2 separate regions of the Homo sapiens genome follow, and region 1 is linked to region 2. Evidence: read pairs that join two places in POLR2A ChIA-PET (ENCODE). Cell type or tissue: Panc1. All regions are shown on one strand. Each heading gives the region's core, and the rest is flanking DNA. Links, peaks and the distances in the headings are about the cores only. Region 1 overlaps DPF3 (double PHD fingers 3). Region 2 overlaps DPF3 (double PHD fingers 3).

Region 1 (8,211 bases), core at 2,998-5,497, 130 kb after region 2:
TCATCTAATTCAATCATCTCATTTTGTAGATGCGTCACCCGAGACCCTGAAAAGTTAAGTAACCACCAACAGCCACACAGCAGGATGAGAATGCAGCTGAATGATATTTCCAAGTTGCCACTGAAATCACGACAATGGCCCCCTCTCATTGTATTCTTATTAGTGGTTGACAGGCTTAGGCTGAGCCCTGAATGAGCTTTGGTACATCCGTGTACATGCAGAGGGCTTGGCAAGCAGCAAACATTCAAAACTTAGCAGCTGTTACTGCTACGTATCAATCCCCACTACACCCAAGAGCACAGTTATTAACCCGTTTTACAGATGAGGGCAGTGCAGCTTATAGAGGTTGAGAACTTGCTTGATATCACACAGCTGGTAAGGGGCAAAGCCCGGCCTTAAACTCAATCTGCCTTCAGACCCAGTCACCTAATTAGGCTGCATGGACTCCACCCTGTCTCTCTGTGGTCCTTCCTTGAAAAGTCTTTTTCCAAACCTTTATGCATTTTCATTACATTCTGAGACTCACTCCATAGTTTTCATATTTCAGGATAAAAGGCAGATCTTTAACTGAGGATGAGGGCAGGTTTGTGCCATGGTTTTGGGTTCTGCTCTATACGATCATCCCCGTGCAATGTTCACCATTCTGCGACAGTATCTACCCACTATAGAATGTTCCATCAATAGTGAACTTGCCCCTCTCTTCCTTCTCCTGCTCTTCCTTCCTCCTCTGATAAATATGCCTCCATCCTGCTTTCCCATAATTGAATCTACTCTCTTGGTCCTCTTTAACCAAACTTTACCAGATAGGCACAGTAGAAGAATCAAGAGGGAAAACAGAACCAAATGGGAAAAGTGAAATGGAAAAAGCAAGAAGGGATCTCCAATAGCATCAAGAGTCCAATCCCTTAAACAGGAAAGTGAAGCACAGAAAGATATAGAGATTCCCCCAGGGTCACAGAGACATGTAGTGGCATCTTGCTTCCCTAATTACCACAATAGTTGATTTGCTCCCATAGGTTCTGCCTTCAGACAGCCCTGGAGTCAATCCCTAGCCTTGCCACGTATTAGTAAAGGGACCATGGGCTAGCTACGTAACCTAAGCCTCCATTTCCATATGTGGTAAATGGGTGTGGTCATAGTATCTATTTCAGTGTTGGCGAATCAAACATGGCAATGTGCTACATAAAGAAACGCTAAAAGAATCCACACACAAAAAAACTAGTGTGATAAATAGGGTAGAAGATGAGGCTTATCAACTTTTGTTTTATTCTATTCAAAACTTAGATTCAAAATTAGATCATATACGTAAAGAATCTACAACATGGTAAGTATCCTAAAAATGCTAGATGTTATTCCCTAAGTTTGAATAGTTTTGATTTCAATGGTACAGCTGCACTGTCCAACAGAAATGTAATACCGGCCACTTATGTAATTTTTAACTTACTAGTAGTCACATGTAGAAAAAGGAAGAAAGTCAGGTGTCATTAATTTTAATAAGATATTGTATCCGATCTGGTATTTCTAAAACATTACCATTCAACATGAAATCAACATAAAAATATGGACGCAAAATTTTACATTCTTTTATCTGCATTGTCTTCAAAGTCTGGTGGGTATTTTCCATTTAGAGCGTATCTCAATTCAGACTAGCCACATTTCAAGAGCTCCATAGCCACAGGTGGCTACCAGCTACCATAATGGACAGTGCAGATTTGCAGCATTAAAAATAACATTAACTATGACTTTGCTTCCAAAAAATGGAAAGAATTTTACTGTGGTTCTTAATGTTGTCCACGTAATAGCTGCCGAGTGCCATTCCAAGAGCAGAGTTCTAGCGGATCACTGCAAACCCTGGTTGCAAAGCATGATGGGTAAGGCCTGCAAGGTCAGAGTGAAAGGGTAGCCATCCCTCCCTACAAACAAACACAGGGTGCACTCTGCCTCCTGACCACAGGAGGTCCCAGAATGAAGGAGGAAGAAAGGTAACAGGTCCAAGCCCTTGCACAATGTATGTCCTAAACACACTTCTATTGAGCCCTTAGGGATTTCATTTATCCAATTTTATTTGAATATGGCCCATCTGGATATAGGATTTAATAATTCTTTGAAAGTGTACTCATTTTGAACCTCACACAAACTTGGGGCCCACATAACCCGACAGGAGCCATTGAACCTTTAACATTAAAAGAAAATGGTCCAAAACACACACATAATTCATCTTTAAATTAGCCTGATTTTATACACATGGATATAAACCCATGGATCGTTACTCTCTCCAGAGCGGCAGCAGCTGTCACCCAAGCCAGCCGCCTCCCTGGGCCCCCGTAAGCAGCTCTGCCTCTACTTCTAATTGGGAACAGAGATACTCCTTGGGTGACTTCCAGCACGATCCATCACACCAGAGACAGCTTCTGTGCAAACCGAAGCAAATCGGTTTCTAAATAAGAAAAAACCTCCGAGACAAACAAGGATTGAAGCATAGAAAGTCTTTTAAAAACAACCAAAAAAAGCACAAATAAAAGCAAAAAAACAAACAAACAAACAAAAAAAACCACACACACACACAGAAATTTCCAGCAAAGAGCAATGGCTTCTTCTCTTTAGGGCTACAGACAGGGCAGCCATCCTCTTGGGTGCAGATCAAAGCCACAAGCTTTTGACACAGGTGCCCCAAGCCTGCCACCCAATGCACTGAAAGCAAAGCTTCCACTGGGTTGTTGGAGCCACCGAGCTCATTAACAGGATGCAGGCGAGATGAGTCTGAAAGTGCAACATGGGAGCACAGTGAGTAATTAAATCCCAGGTCATTTAAAAATGCAAACGCCACGAATGTCATGAGCTCCCCAAGCCTCTGACTCCTTCTCCTTCGTTATTTGGCTCAGGATGAAGGACTGGAAACCTGCAAGTCGTATATGGATTATAATAAAATATGCCATATAGAAAACAGATTAAGACAGTTCTTCTTTGGGGAAATATACAAGGAGAGGAGCTGTCTGTTAGCTGTCGAGTTTGCAAGAGATACCATCTTTCGGGAGGCAGTGTGTTCTGCCAACAGACAGACTGCCCCAAGGGAAATTGTGGTGAAACACCCCGACAAGGCGCATCCATCCGTCCATCCATCATGGGCTCCCTCTGATGCAGGGGCCTGGAGATAGAGTTATGGTGCAAAAGGGAGGGAGAAATCCCACAGACAATGGCAAAGAATCCTCCTGCTAGATCATGAGTGCTCAATTTTTTTTTTTTTTAGCTGCCTCTAGTTTTTCTTCAAAAATACAAACATGCAGTTTTCTCGTCTGGGTGCTTATTATATTGAGGAGTTAAGCTCATCATATTTCCTTGGATTTATACATCAAATTACACGAAGGAGAAAAGAGCTTAAGAATCATTATTTCATTTATCCCCATCAGACTGTCAGACTCGTGAGGAGGGAGAAGGGAGGGAGGTATTGTTATCTCTCACCTCACAGGGGAAGAGACTGGGGAGGGGGATCAGAGACCTGATTTCCTAAGATGGTGGCAGGCCCAGGGATCCATCTGCTCATTCCCTAGGGGTGCCACTTTCTTGGCTGCCTTTGACTCCCTGTTTTGTGACTCATAAAGCTCGAAATAGATGAGGTTCACATTGAGGACCCATCACCCAGGCTGCACCCTGCAGGCCCTATTACCACTTGCTTTAGAATCTCAGGATATCCATATAACAGGAGGACTCATCCCTCCCCCATATGGCCTCTGCTGCACCTACCCTCTCACCCCTAAGTAGACACGCCAGGATGGGTTACGGCATCCAGATATCAGGACCACAGATAAGCATTCCCCCACCCCGAGATACAGAAAAACACCCACACTGCCCAAGGAAGCTCACCACTGAGCTGCCAGCAGACCAGGTAAATGCAGCTACCAGGAGGGTGAGACGGGGAGGGTGGTGGGAGTGGACAGAGTGCGGGCAGCATTTCCAAAGGCAAGGTCGGGGAATCAGGAGAGGCTGGTCAGATGGTACAGAGTGTCAGTCAGACAGGATGAATATGTTCTGGAGATCTGTTGTACAGCATGGTGACTCCAGTTATTAGTAATGAAAATTGCTAAGAGAGTCAATCTTAAATGTTCTCATGCACACACAAAAAATGACAAGAATGTGGAGTGATAGATACATTAACTAGCTTCATTTAGTCATTTCACAATGTATATATATATTTAAACATCACACTGTATGCCATAAATATATATAACTTTTATTTGTCAATTATGCCTTAATAAAGCTCGGAGGGAATAAAAAAGTAAATAATAAAAATGCAGGCTGGGAGCAGTGGTTCACACCTATAATCCCAATATTTTGGGAGGCGAGGTGGGTGGATAACTTGAGGTCAGGAGTTTGAGACCAGCCTGGCCTACATGGTGAAATCCCATTTCTACCAAAAAAACACAAAAATTAGCCATGTGGGATCGTACGCACCTGTAGTCCCAGTGACTCGAGAGGCTGAGGTGGGAGAATCGCTTGAACCTGGAAGGGGGAGGTTGCAGTGAGCCAAGATCATGCCACTGCGCTCCAGCCTAGGTGACAGAGTGAGACTCTGTCTCAAAAAAAAAAAAAATGCATAGTGCAAAGAAATACAGACAACCAGAAAGTGCAAAAAGCTGCTCTGGGGTGAACTCTCAGCTCCATTACCCTAAAGCACACACTTGGCCTTGATCTCCTTATCTGTAAACCTGGGAGAACAAAACCCACTTCCCACTGTTGTTATGGGGCCAAAGGAGATAATACATATGAAGTGTCTGGCACAGGTGAGATGCTCAATAAGTATGAGCTCCCTTCTTTCCACCTCCTACAGTTTCCCTCTCCTTGTGCTTTTCAGCAAAAAAACCCTCACCTTTCTGACACTCTAAGACCACCAGATGTGGTGAGTGAGGCACAGCTAACCCCACCATGGGCATGAGCCCAGGGAGGATGGAAACAAACGGAATCTGAGGCAGGTAACAGGATGGAAGAGGCCAAGAATGAGACGCAGCTGGAAAGCAGACGCTGGTGCTGCTCCAAGTCCAGGGTGGCCATTGCTCCTGGAGCTTCGGGGGAAAAATCATGGCAGAGCCACAGTGGAAGATACCCTGCTTTATCCCTTCATTTGGCAAGTAATTATCAAGCACCTACTATGTATCGACTCTGTTCTAGGTGCTGGGGCAATGACTCTGAAGAAAAGAGACAAAAATCCCGGCCCTCATAGAATTTATATTCTAGCAAGAGAGAAACAATACATGAAGCAAACAAGTGAAACCTTCAGTGTGACAGATGGTAATCAGTGCTTTGGAGGAAAAACAGAGCCAAGGAGGAGAAGTTGGAGTGTCAGGGTGATGGGAGGGGGGTTACACTTTTAAATGTGGCCAGGAAAGTGCAAGCCTGAAGGAAGAGAGGGAGGGGGCTACGCTGACATCCAGGCAAAGACGTTCCAGGCAAAGGGGCCTTCAGCACAAAAGCTCTGAAGCCGGCCCATCTGCCTGGAGCACGGTGAGCCAGGGGGATGGTAGGAGACCAGCTTGGGGAGCTACAGGGGCATTGAAGGCCATGTAGGCACCTGCAAGAATGTTGGCGTCCACCCCAAATGCAATGGCAAGCCGCTGGAGGTGTTGAGCAAAGCATGATATAATGATGCCTACATGTTAACAGAATCACTCTGAGAATAAGTGAAGGGGGTCGGAGCAGATGTGGGGTGACCAGTGAGGAGTTACTGCAAAATGTATGTCGTCTCTTAATGAGTTTGGTGCTTGGGGAGGGAGCTATGCACGATATGGACAGAGCTCTGTCCTCATGGTACTAATATTGTGGTTCTCAGATGTGTCCTGGGGGCAGTAAGCACTGGGGAGCAGTGCCCTGAGCAGGGGGCTTCCCCACCAGTGAACCAGGATGGAGGCCAAGTGGAGAGGCTGGTGTCAATGCAAAGTGGGCAAAGGTGTGAAGCCACACCAGGGTGAGTCCACGGAGGAATGGCTCTTCAAGAAGAAAGTGGACCAGCCCAGGCCAAGGGCAGGGAAAAAGATCTAGCCACATGGGCCTGGCCTGGCATACCATGGTTTAACAGGTGTAGTAAAAGCAGAGAGGAGGCCTTCCCAGTTCATCTCTGTGCCCTGGGCCATGGGTGCCTCGGGGCTGAGTTCTGGGACATAGGAGTGAGGTCCTGCAAGCTGTGGTTCTGGTAAAGGTGGGTCCCACGGCCAAGTTCTAGGTCATCTATAGACTGGGGCCTTTTAAAAGGCTATAAGACAGAGCTGGGCATGGTGGCGCATGCCTGAATTCCCAGCTACTCAGGAGGCTGAGGCAGGAGGAGGATCACGTGAACACAGGAGTTCAAATATAGCCTAAGGAACACAGCAAGGCCCGTCTCTAAAAATAAATAAATAAATAAAATAAAATGAATAGACTCTAAGGCAGAATGAGTTGCCATTCTGGGCCAGATGGCACACACTTTTCCAGCGGGGCAGTGAGCTGTCTGCAGCAAATTCATTTTCGGTGTTGGGGACGGGAACTGTGTTGCAGAGACCCACCCAGCAGTGCAGTGTGGAGGTAGAATCACAGTGCCTCCTCACACTTGCCAAGTCCTCCACCCTCCATCCCACACGCCTCTCAGAATAACCCCGCAAAATCACCATGACCCACATCTCACAGATGAAGGACTGAGGCAGGAGTGGTTAGGAAATTGTCCAAAATCACACAGCCAGTGGCTGGAGGGATCTAGACTTGAACCTAGGCCTGTGATCCCTGTTTGGTGCCTGTCCTCCTGCAGAGCAAGGATATTTGGACAGGGAAGGCCCCTACAACCCAAAACCAAACAGCCAAGATGGCAACACTTGGGCCCCCCAGGCCAGGCTGGGAACCACAAGGGAAGCCAAGCTCAGCCACCCCAGGCCTCTCCTCTCTGGCGGAGCCTCCCTCATCTGTGAAGCAGAGATGATGAGAGCTAAGTCATGTTCTCCAAGGTTAAGATCAAACACCAGACATGTCTCTTTCCCTCATCCCTTTAGAAATCTTTACTGCCCATGTACTATGTGCCAAGCCTCATGCTGGGTGCTAGGGATACAGATGAAGAAACAGATGGGCCCTCGCCGTCAAGTTGTCCACCTCCCAGTGGGCAGAGGTACAGGTGAGCAGGCAATGGCATAACTGGGTGATCCCTCAGACTCACAACTCATGCTCTACACGTGGCTCTGCCAGGTCCCACTGCAAAACATGACCGTGGACACTCAGCAGCAGCCGTGCCACTGTCCTGCCCACTGCCTGCTGCCAGCCCACCTCCTCGGCCAGCCCAAGCTCCCAGAGCCCTGCAGAACACCAGCAGAGCTGGGGAACACGAGCAGAGCTGAAGTCACACAGACTTCGTCCCCCAGTCCCTGCTCCTTTCCTGAGACGGACAGGAAGGCAAAAGGAGCAGGTCCCTTCCAGCACGTAATAGCCACAGCCTGAGTGGGGGCTGCACGCCCTGCCCACCTCGCTCCAGCTCCCCTTCTCATGAGGCCAACCAGAGCTGACGAAGCTGCCGGTGCAGGCCTCCAGATGGATGGCTGCAGGCTCTGACACTGCAGGAAAGAGATAAATGACTGGTCATTTCCCCCTGATGCACTTGAAGGCATCCATTCTCCCAGCCGTACCAAGCTCAGGCAACCCCCACCGCCCAGAGACAGATAAGCACTGACAGATGGGGGTGGGAGCCGGAGCGTCCTTCCCCCTCGGAAGGACACAGCCAGACTCCTCTGCAGGCCGGGAGAAGGTCGCGTTGTCCATTGGCTCACACCTGGCTCGAGGCTCCGCGGGTCCCTTCCTCCATCTCCCCGTTCTTGCCCACCCCCGCCTGGCTCATCCATCTGAAGAGCACACGGCAGAGGGGGAAGGCTGGGGGCAGAAGGAGCCGCTGACAGGCTCATCAATCTCAGGTTACATGCTTGGCACCTCGGCGTTCCTTAAGTTGTTCCCGGATTGGGAGGGTGTCGCAGGAGCCAGGGGCACTGTCTTGAGGAGAAGAGAAATCGCACCGAACATCAGAGAGCAAATGGTGGAGAAGCCTGGAGACTATTAAAATGTGGGCCATGTACAAAAGCAGTAGGGAACTAATTAAGATGCAGGATTTTCAAAAGCTGGGGAAGTTGGCCGCAGCCTGCTCCCATCTGTAGAGTTCTGGCAGTTCAGCGCAGCAGGGACAGCACCCTGGGTGGGTGAAGTAGGCCTCACCAC
Region 2 (8,211 bases), core at 3,723-6,222:
AACGAGCAGGGAGCATCAGGTGCTATATGACAGGGATAGGTAAAACATAGATAAGAGGTTGGAGCCTCAGAAATGTTTGTAGGTGGAGAACGAGTATGTATGCAAGAAAGTTCCTGCTTGGGTGGTTGGGGTGGCATTCTGGAGATTCCAGACAAGAGATCTCCATTCAACCACATTGACAAAAGCAAAAAGATAAGGTTAGAGTGGTTCGTTGTGAGAAATGAGGGAGTGCCTTGTGGGAAATGAGGAATGTAAGAAAACACATAAAAAGGAATCAGACAGAAGTTTAAGGAGTTATCTTTCTGGACACTGCATAGAGGATGGGAGAGAGAGTAATAGTATAGTTTAACAGGATCCAAGAGAGTATAGTTTAACGGGATCCAAGCCCACACATCAAACAAAGTGGAAGACTAGTTGCTGGAAGATCTCAGGCTCTTTTCTCACAGGTTAAAGACTCTGAGCCCCCAACATTGGCTCTTAGCTTCAGAAAATGGCCCTCTGTGTGTCATGTGGCAACTAGGCTCCATGGAAGAGTTTGCCCTAGATCTGAGGTACAGCCTGGGTTGCAGTGTTTAAGACACAGGTCCCAGACAACCTCAGCCCAGCATCCCTAGAATAAACGGAGGCGGGTTTGTTCAAATTGCCCTCTCCACTTGGAAAGCCCATCCCCAATCCCAAATCACTGCTGTCAAAGTCTTATACATTCTTCAAGGTTCTGCTCCAATGCACCTCCTCATGAAGGCCTTCTACAGATGATCTCCCTTCCTGTGTGCCTATGGGACCACATATCTGTGGTTCCATCCTGAGTTAAAGGCAACAATGTACATGCTATACCTCTCAGTTGGCCCGTTGCTTCCACTGGGAAGTTCTAAAGTTGCTGTCAAGTTTTATCCTCCAAGTCTGTAGCCACATGAGACGGTGAGTTGTGTCCATCAAAATGGCTTGGATGACCGCTCTGAACATGCACCTCTGTGGACACAGATGACCCAGGGGTTTGAGGAAAGCAGAAAGGGGAGAGAATAAGAGGGTCTGGGTGCTGGTACGACCCTCCTTAGCTCCTCCCAGCCCCCAGGGAGGCTCTCTGGAATTGTGTTTTCCCTCTCTGTTTTGGGTTGAGCCTGTGTTTAGTCCCTGGCGGGGATGGCATTATTTTCCTCAAGGTTTCAAGGGGGTTGGAGAGCGTTTCATATTTCTCTGTTTGGCAAATAGTCAGTCCCCTGCCTCCCCTCCCAGGAATCAGGAATCCCAGAAATTAAAGCCAGAGGGACTCGGGTTTCTTTCTGAGCGGGGCCACTGCAACAGATGCCAGTTGGGCCCAGGAAATAGCCAGGAGGTGGGGAGCACCAGGTCTTGGGTTTTCTGGGAGGCAAGGGAGGGTACAGCCATGGATAAAATGCCGTGGCACTGTAGAGGGCAGGTTTGGGCTCCCTGTCTGGAGCAGAATAATCTTTCTTTCAAAGCTGAGTTGGAGTGAGCAAGGACCAGCGGCAGCCATTCCACTCCATGCTGTGGGCACGTTTCTCTCTGGGTAAAGGGGAGACAGAGCTTTCCATGCTGGAGAAGGGGATGGGAAGGCGCAAATCCCAGCGAAGGGAAGCAGGCCCAGCCCAGATGCCAGCAGAGAGGGAGCAGGAGCAGGAGGAGGGGATGGGAATGAGCCAGGCTTCAGCACAGAGGCTTGGAGATGGCAGGCGGGCGCTTGCACGCAGAGGAGAGCTGACACCTGGATCTCAGCTTGCTTCCCCCGGAGAACACTTTAATGAGGCTCACAGCTGTAATATCACAGAACGAGCATTAACAATGCTAATTACCTGAAGTTTAGCCCGAACATTCCTAACCCACCCACCTTGGGGACACACTGTTGTTCTGGCCCTGCTAAAAGCGCTGATGGTTCAAAACACGGGCTGAGGCTTACGACGCAGATGTGACAGCAGAACACCAAGACAGGCCGGGCTGGGGACAGGTAGGGTAGTGTGTGCTGCAGGCTGCAGGGATGCCCAGGAATGGACAGAGTGGACCCTCCTGGTCATGATACCAATGTCCCTCTGCTCTTCTTAAGAGTAACCCAAGGGAGAAGCCCCAAGTGGAGATCAGACCCCCTTGGCAAAAGCCGGGAATGGGCTACATCCATTTGTGCATGGCAGAGGGTCATGGGACCGAGGTGACCTCCCATCATCACTCTGCACAACCTCAGAGGACACCCCTGTGCCCTTCCCACCATCTAGCCCCAAAGATGGTTTCAAACTGTTGCGTGTTTTTTGAAGCAGCAGAACCACCAATAGAAGACACAGATCAAATCGGAGCTGTGCTGGTCACTGGTTTGAGTTGAAAGTTGGGGCTCAAGGCTCAAGGACTTTCCTTCCACCCTTGTCCCCCGAGACCTCTGGGCATCCCCAAATCACTCCCAGAATCCTAGGCCTCTGCAAAGTCTGCTTGGAAAACCACTATTCTAGAACAATGTAAACCTCTGGCCTCATCGTGTCTGGTATTAAACCATGCCATTCCAAGGCACTGCATGGAAACACACTTTGCCAGACACCCCAGAAGGCCCCTGACTCAGGCCAACTCTGGGGGCTGGAAGACAGGCATGATCTTTTGGTGCATGTATACCTCGATCTGCATGGCCCCTTCCCCAAACCCGCTAAGTCTAGGGCTGACTTTATAGAAACTCATGCCTGTATCTATAAAGTCAAATGTCACCCAGCCAGATAAGACAAGATCTAGAACTTCTGATTCCTCTCTCAGTAGCCTTTCTGCCAACCCAGGGAGGGGAAACCATATTATATCTCTATCGCAACCCCACCCCTTAGACTCCCACTACTGCCGGGTGTTGAGCCACTCATCAACATCTTATCCCACTGGTCCCTTCTTCCTAGGTCTCGCCACCTCACTCCACCACCATTCCAAGCCTTTTCCTCTCCCCAGGGAAAAAGCAGAGGAAGGCCGTTCTGCTCTGCGTTTGCTTGAACATAACTTGGATCCTTCCACTTTTCCCCGCTGATAGTTTGGATGTGTGTTCCCACCAAATTCCGTGTTGAAATGTGATCCCCAGTGTTGGAGGTGGGGCCTAGTGGGAAGTGTTTGGGTCGTGGGGGTGGATCCCTCATGAACAGCTTTGTGCCCTCCCAGCGGTAGGTAATGACTGAGTTCTTGTTCTATTGGTTCACACTAGAACTGATTGTTAAAAAGAGTCTAGGACCTCCCCCTCTCTGTCTCACTCCTTCCCTCACCATGTGACACACCTGCTCCTCCTCAATTGAAAGCTTCCTGAGGTCCTTACAAGAAGCAGATGTTGGTGCCATGCTTCTTGTATAGCCTGCAGAGCCATGAGCCAAATAATCCTCTTTTCTTTACAAATTACCCATCCTCAGGCATATCCTTTAGTAACACAAAATGGACTAACACCCCCTCCCTCCTCCATCCCTCTGACTCAGGGCAATGTCAGTTTCTGGGCTGCATTATAATAGTTAACTTTCTCAGGTCCAACAGAACATGGCACATCTACTGCCTTCTCAAAAGACCTCTCTCAGAAATTGATGGGATAAAATGTCTTCGTCTGTTTGGGCCCCTATAATAAAGTGCCATAGACTGGGTGGCTTATCAACAATAAGCCAAATTTATTTCTCACAATTCTGGAGACTGGAAAGTCCAAGATCAAGGTGCCAGCAGATTCGGTGTCCAGCAAGGGCCTGCCTCCTCATGGACAGCCACCTTCTCACTCCAACTTCACATGGTGAAGGGGCAAGGGGTCTGTCTTGGGCTTCCTTTATAAGGGCACTAATGCCGTGCATGTGGACTCTGCCCCCCATGACATAATCACCTCCCAAAGTCCCTGCTTCTAATACCATCACCCTGAGGGTGGAGATTTCAACATATGGATTTTGGGGGACATACCATTCATACCATAGCAGACTAGGATGCAATGCCGGGTTCCCTGGGGTTAAAGCAGAAATGTGCACAGCTCTCTGTGCAGATGAAAGGCCTGAATGTGGGTGTCTGTGTAATCGTCTGCTGCCTGGATTTTGTTATATGAGCCTAAGTCCCCCTGATTGCTGAATTTAGCAGTTCAGCATTGCAGGTCCAGCTGTCACTTGAAACTGCTTTGGGTGAAGGCCTGGCCTTTCCCCTCTGGTCCCTGAATGCGAACATCTCTCCCACTGCAGAGATGGCTCGACAACCTGCTCAATGACCCATGTCCGCAGCAACCATCAATGGCTTCTCTGCCGAAATAACGGCCCCACATTATGCTTAGAAAAGCAAAGGCTGAAGGCGCATGGATGACTCATTAAAGAACAGTGCAGCACTCACTTAGGGGAGGAATAAAAAGTGACATGGTGTCTTCCCACTGCCATGCCCACCTGTGTCTTACCAAAATGCACAGTAGCTTCCAACTAAAACCACGCTGACTGATCGAGACCAGGGAGCTCATGTTCTAGTTCCCTCAATTTCCCCCTTGACCCCGTTCATCACATGTTGTACTATTACCTGTCTGGTGCCTGCCTCCTTGGCAAGATTGTGAGCCTCATGAGAGGTAGAGCTTTGTCTTCTCTGCTGTAGCCCCAGTACCTAGCATAGAGTAGAGGCCTTTATTTATCTATCTAAAATTTATTTTTGGGAGACTGACTCTTAACTTGCAGCCTCAGGAAACCAATTCCCGCATGGACCAGGAGTCCTATACCCACAGGCTGTTGCTTTAAGGCCATTGCTAAGCAGACTCTAGAGACTCTAGGGGCAGATGTGTCCTCTGTGATACCTCTTGCTCCTTGCCCAGGGCAGCCAACTCACTGCCTTCATGGAAGGCAGCTGAGAGAAAAGAAGCAATGACTCAGCTGGCTTCTAGATGGGTCCTGCACCAGAGGTCTCTCTCTCTCCCCAACCATATTCCCCCACCTCTCCTGTGAGTCATCTCTGATTCATCAACCTCCCTTCTCCTAGAAAATCTAGGGGGCTCCTTTCAGGATGCCCTAGGAGCTTCTCTGAGGGGTCTCCAGAAAAGGAGCTGCTCTACTCCTGCAGATGAAGCTCTCAGTTAAGGCCTGAAGCTATGCTGCCCACTGTGCCCATGAAAGCTGTCACGGTGACTGTGGCTTCCCTGGTGCTATGTATGACGTGGCCAGAAGCTCATCACCAGGCAGCAACTGAGACCTGGAATTTGTTGCTCCTGGAGTCTCCCTGCAACCATGAAAGCACTAGTGTTTCTCTGGAGCCTGATGCACACGCATGCGTGTTTCTCTCTCTCCCTCTCTCTCTTTCTCTCTCTCTTACACAATGCAGTCCTACTGCACACCCCAACATGAAAGGGCTCTACCCCCACAGGATCTCTACATTTGCAAGTGAGGTCCTAACTATCCGTAGGGAAAATAAGAGTTTCCAAGAGTTTTAAAGCCTTTTATTTGTTTACACATTCTCTAAATTGCAGACAAAAGATTCACTACGTGGGTAGTCAACATTGCTAACCAATCACAGAACAAGATACTAACCACAGCAAGGAAGGGGTAGGGGCTTGTGACTCAGTCTTTGAGAACGTGCGAGCATTCCATGGGATATCGAGGGGTCCCAAAGAAGAAGGCTGCTCGATCCCCACATTCTTCATCTCATCAGCGACAGGTCTCCCTCCCAGAACCCCATCAGGACAGGAGAAAAGGCAGCAAGAGAGGTGGGGTGGTCCTGGCACGTGGGCCACCAGTCTTCTGAATGAAGAGTGAGTCCCGGGTCAGGAGTCCACATCAGGTGTGGGCTGCTTCCAATCTGTAGGTTCTCCTGGAGATTGTCACAATCTGCCAGCTCTCTGGGAATCACAGAACCATCATGTCCCCTTAGGATGGCAGAAGATGTGGCACAGCCTCAATCTCCAACACTGAAACACTGAGAGAGCTTGATACGTTCCTTAGGCAGGGCAGAAACATCACAGCACTTCACGTTAGGAACCACGAAAGAGTGGGAACCTGACACACGTGGGAAGGGCACATCCCCAGAGGACAGAGGACAAGGGTGGCACACACACCTACAGAGACCGCAACCACATCACAGTGAAGGAGGAGGACAGCTAACGGGGTGGGAGGTGGGAGCTTTTTGTTTGTCTGTTGCTGTCGTTGCTTTTTAGAGAAGCCAGGGTGGGCCAAATGGAGATATTGTCTCAAGACCATTACACACAGCTTCCCAAATCTGTAGCCCTTTTCTGTAACCTCATGAAAGCTGTGTCAGACTCAGTCCTGGTCTGAAGTACCAAAGCAGCCCAAGGCAAAACCTCATCTGCAAGAGGCAATGCGGCGTTGGGTCCCAAGGATCAGTGGGGAGGGTGTTCAAAAGAGCAAAAAGGGAAACCCTCTTTCATAGGCATTTCTCTCACTGGAGACCCACTCTCTTGGTCATTCCTTTATGACTGAGAGTCTCAGAAGGAGTTGTGAGTGTGAGGTAAAAGAGACAAGCAAGCATTTTGGAATGATGGGGATAAAATGTTGCAGTGGCTTCCCTCTCTGGTGCCCATACCTGGAAGAAGCAATCCCAGGTTTGCTTCGTATCTGCAGGTCTAGAGACATCAATGGAGGCAGCAATTGGAGATCTCAGTGTGTTTCCAGGGTCTCTGACTCAACTAGAGGGCATCCAAGGCCTGGTGGAGCCTGTGCAGGCCTGAGCTTCCTCGTGGAGCAGCAGGTAGGCAGCTCATTCCCAGGGACCTGGTCATCCTTCCTACCATAGGAGCCACCTGCCAAAGCCCACCCAGAGGAATCCCAGCGTTCACAAATGGAGGCGCCCTCACCAAAGCCACTGGACCAGCCTGTCCCTGAGAAGAGACACAGAGGGGCTTCAGCAATGAGAAGAAGAAAACCAATTTCTTTTGGCTTCTTAGCAGAGATGCTCCATGTCTTGGCTGTCAGAGAAATTGAGCTTACAAATTGCCCTCACCCTGAACCCACTTGGCAACGGGGAGATGACCTGGTTGAGGTCTAGTTCTGGCTTTTGTGAATCGACCGTGTGACGTAGACAGCACAGCATCAGGCCAGGAAGGCGCCTGATGAGACCGTGTTCTCAGCCTGAGAGCGCGCTCAAGGGCAGGTGGGAGATGGAGCCTTCTCAGAGCTCAGCCACTGGCTCTTGGGCTCCCAGGTTCATCCCTCAAGGAGCTGGGGACCTGAGGGCTCAGGGCCCACCACTGGCTGCCTGGGGGAAGTGCTGCCAGTCTGGTGTGGAAAGGGTCCAAGTCAGAGGCCTTTGCCTCACCCCTTCCACCAGCAGGGCCATTCAGAGAAGTCTTGGCTCAAAAGAACGTTGCCCACAGGCTTTCAAGTAGGTGAGTGGACCAAACCCCTGCATGCTTTTCAGGCTGTCACGCACTTTAAAACCAGACTCACAGCCAAGCCTTGTGTCCCTGACTACCTCCACAGAGATCACCAGAATTCTCCTCACTGGGAGTCATGTGCCATCCAGGGCCCCAGAGGAGCCTTCCCTTGGGCCACCCCCCACAGAGAAGCTATAGCTCTGAGCCAACATCCACACATGGACAGATACACACCTTCCCCCAAGCCCAGGCATTTTGCTTGAAAGCAAGGTTGGTGTGGCTTCTTCAGGGAATAACTCAAAGCTGAAATCTGGCTGTGACACGTGTGGAGAAAAGGAAAGATGAAACAAACGGTTTATTCCTAATGCTGTCAACACAAACAACTGAGAGTCTAAGCCAGCACGAAGCTAGGATCTGACAAGCACCTGGCCAAAGGTGAGCATGGAAGGTTTGCTGAAAACCTCTCTGATGCTGGGTTTCATCCCTGCACACACCAGCAGTGCCAGATACAGGCGTGGGGCAGCTGACCTTGCTGGGGTCTGGTGGAGTGTGCCCAATCTGTACTTGAAGCCCCCACCCCCCCAGTCCCGCTCTCTGCTTTCTCTAGCAGGGAAAAGACCACTGTGGGGGTCATTTTCTGCCTCTGATCAGGCCCTGCCAGTTGCACCTCCCTGCCTTCCACCCCAGAAACCCACAAGCAGCTCTGGGGACACTGGCTGCCCAACACACTCCAGGCCAGGTGACTTCATCAGTTCACCAGTTTTAATGCTGAGGATGCTGTCATCCAAGGGCATCCAGTGCTTGGAAAAGCAGATTAAAGCAACTAGGCTGAGGTCATCTGTTTTCTTCCCCCGACCCCTCAGCCTCCACAGGGTAGAAATCACTGGATGCCTCCACCTGCTTGTCTTCTACTGAGGAACACGCATCCTCAA

Evidence for each region. ChIA-PET counts read pairs that join two places held together with the same protein. Peaks named below come from ENCODE experiments on the same cell type or tissue, not always from the same donor. Only the 100,000 strongest peaks of a DNase experiment are listed, where the experiment ranks them.
Region 1: POLR2A ChIA-PET joins it to region 2 with 6 read pairs; 2 of 35 experiments call an interaction of 5 or more read pairs at or near these places.

Annotation. Positions count from the first base shown.
Region 1 is chr14:72,734,668-72,742,878 of GRCh38, forward strand. The region is part of intron 3 of DPF3 (double PHD fingers 3); the gene reads right to left. Among named protein-coding and RNA genes, the nearest start is that of DPF3, 160 kb to the right of the region's middle. RefSeq lists an enhancer at 7,415-8,211. In Panc1, for the core only: no CTCF peak of the experiment used is centred there; no DNase peak of the experiment used is centred there.
Region 2 is chr14:72,603,660-72,611,870 of GRCh38, forward strand. It overlaps DPF3 (double PHD fingers 3), which reads right to left. Exons shown (of 11, transcript NM_001280542.3): 11 at 5,375-8,211. It also overlaps a transcript of RGS6 not described here. Among named protein-coding and RNA genes, the nearest start is that of MIR7843, 91 kb to the left of the region's middle. In Panc1, for the core only: no CTCF peak of the experiment used is centred there; a DNase peak (open chromatin) is centred at 4,882.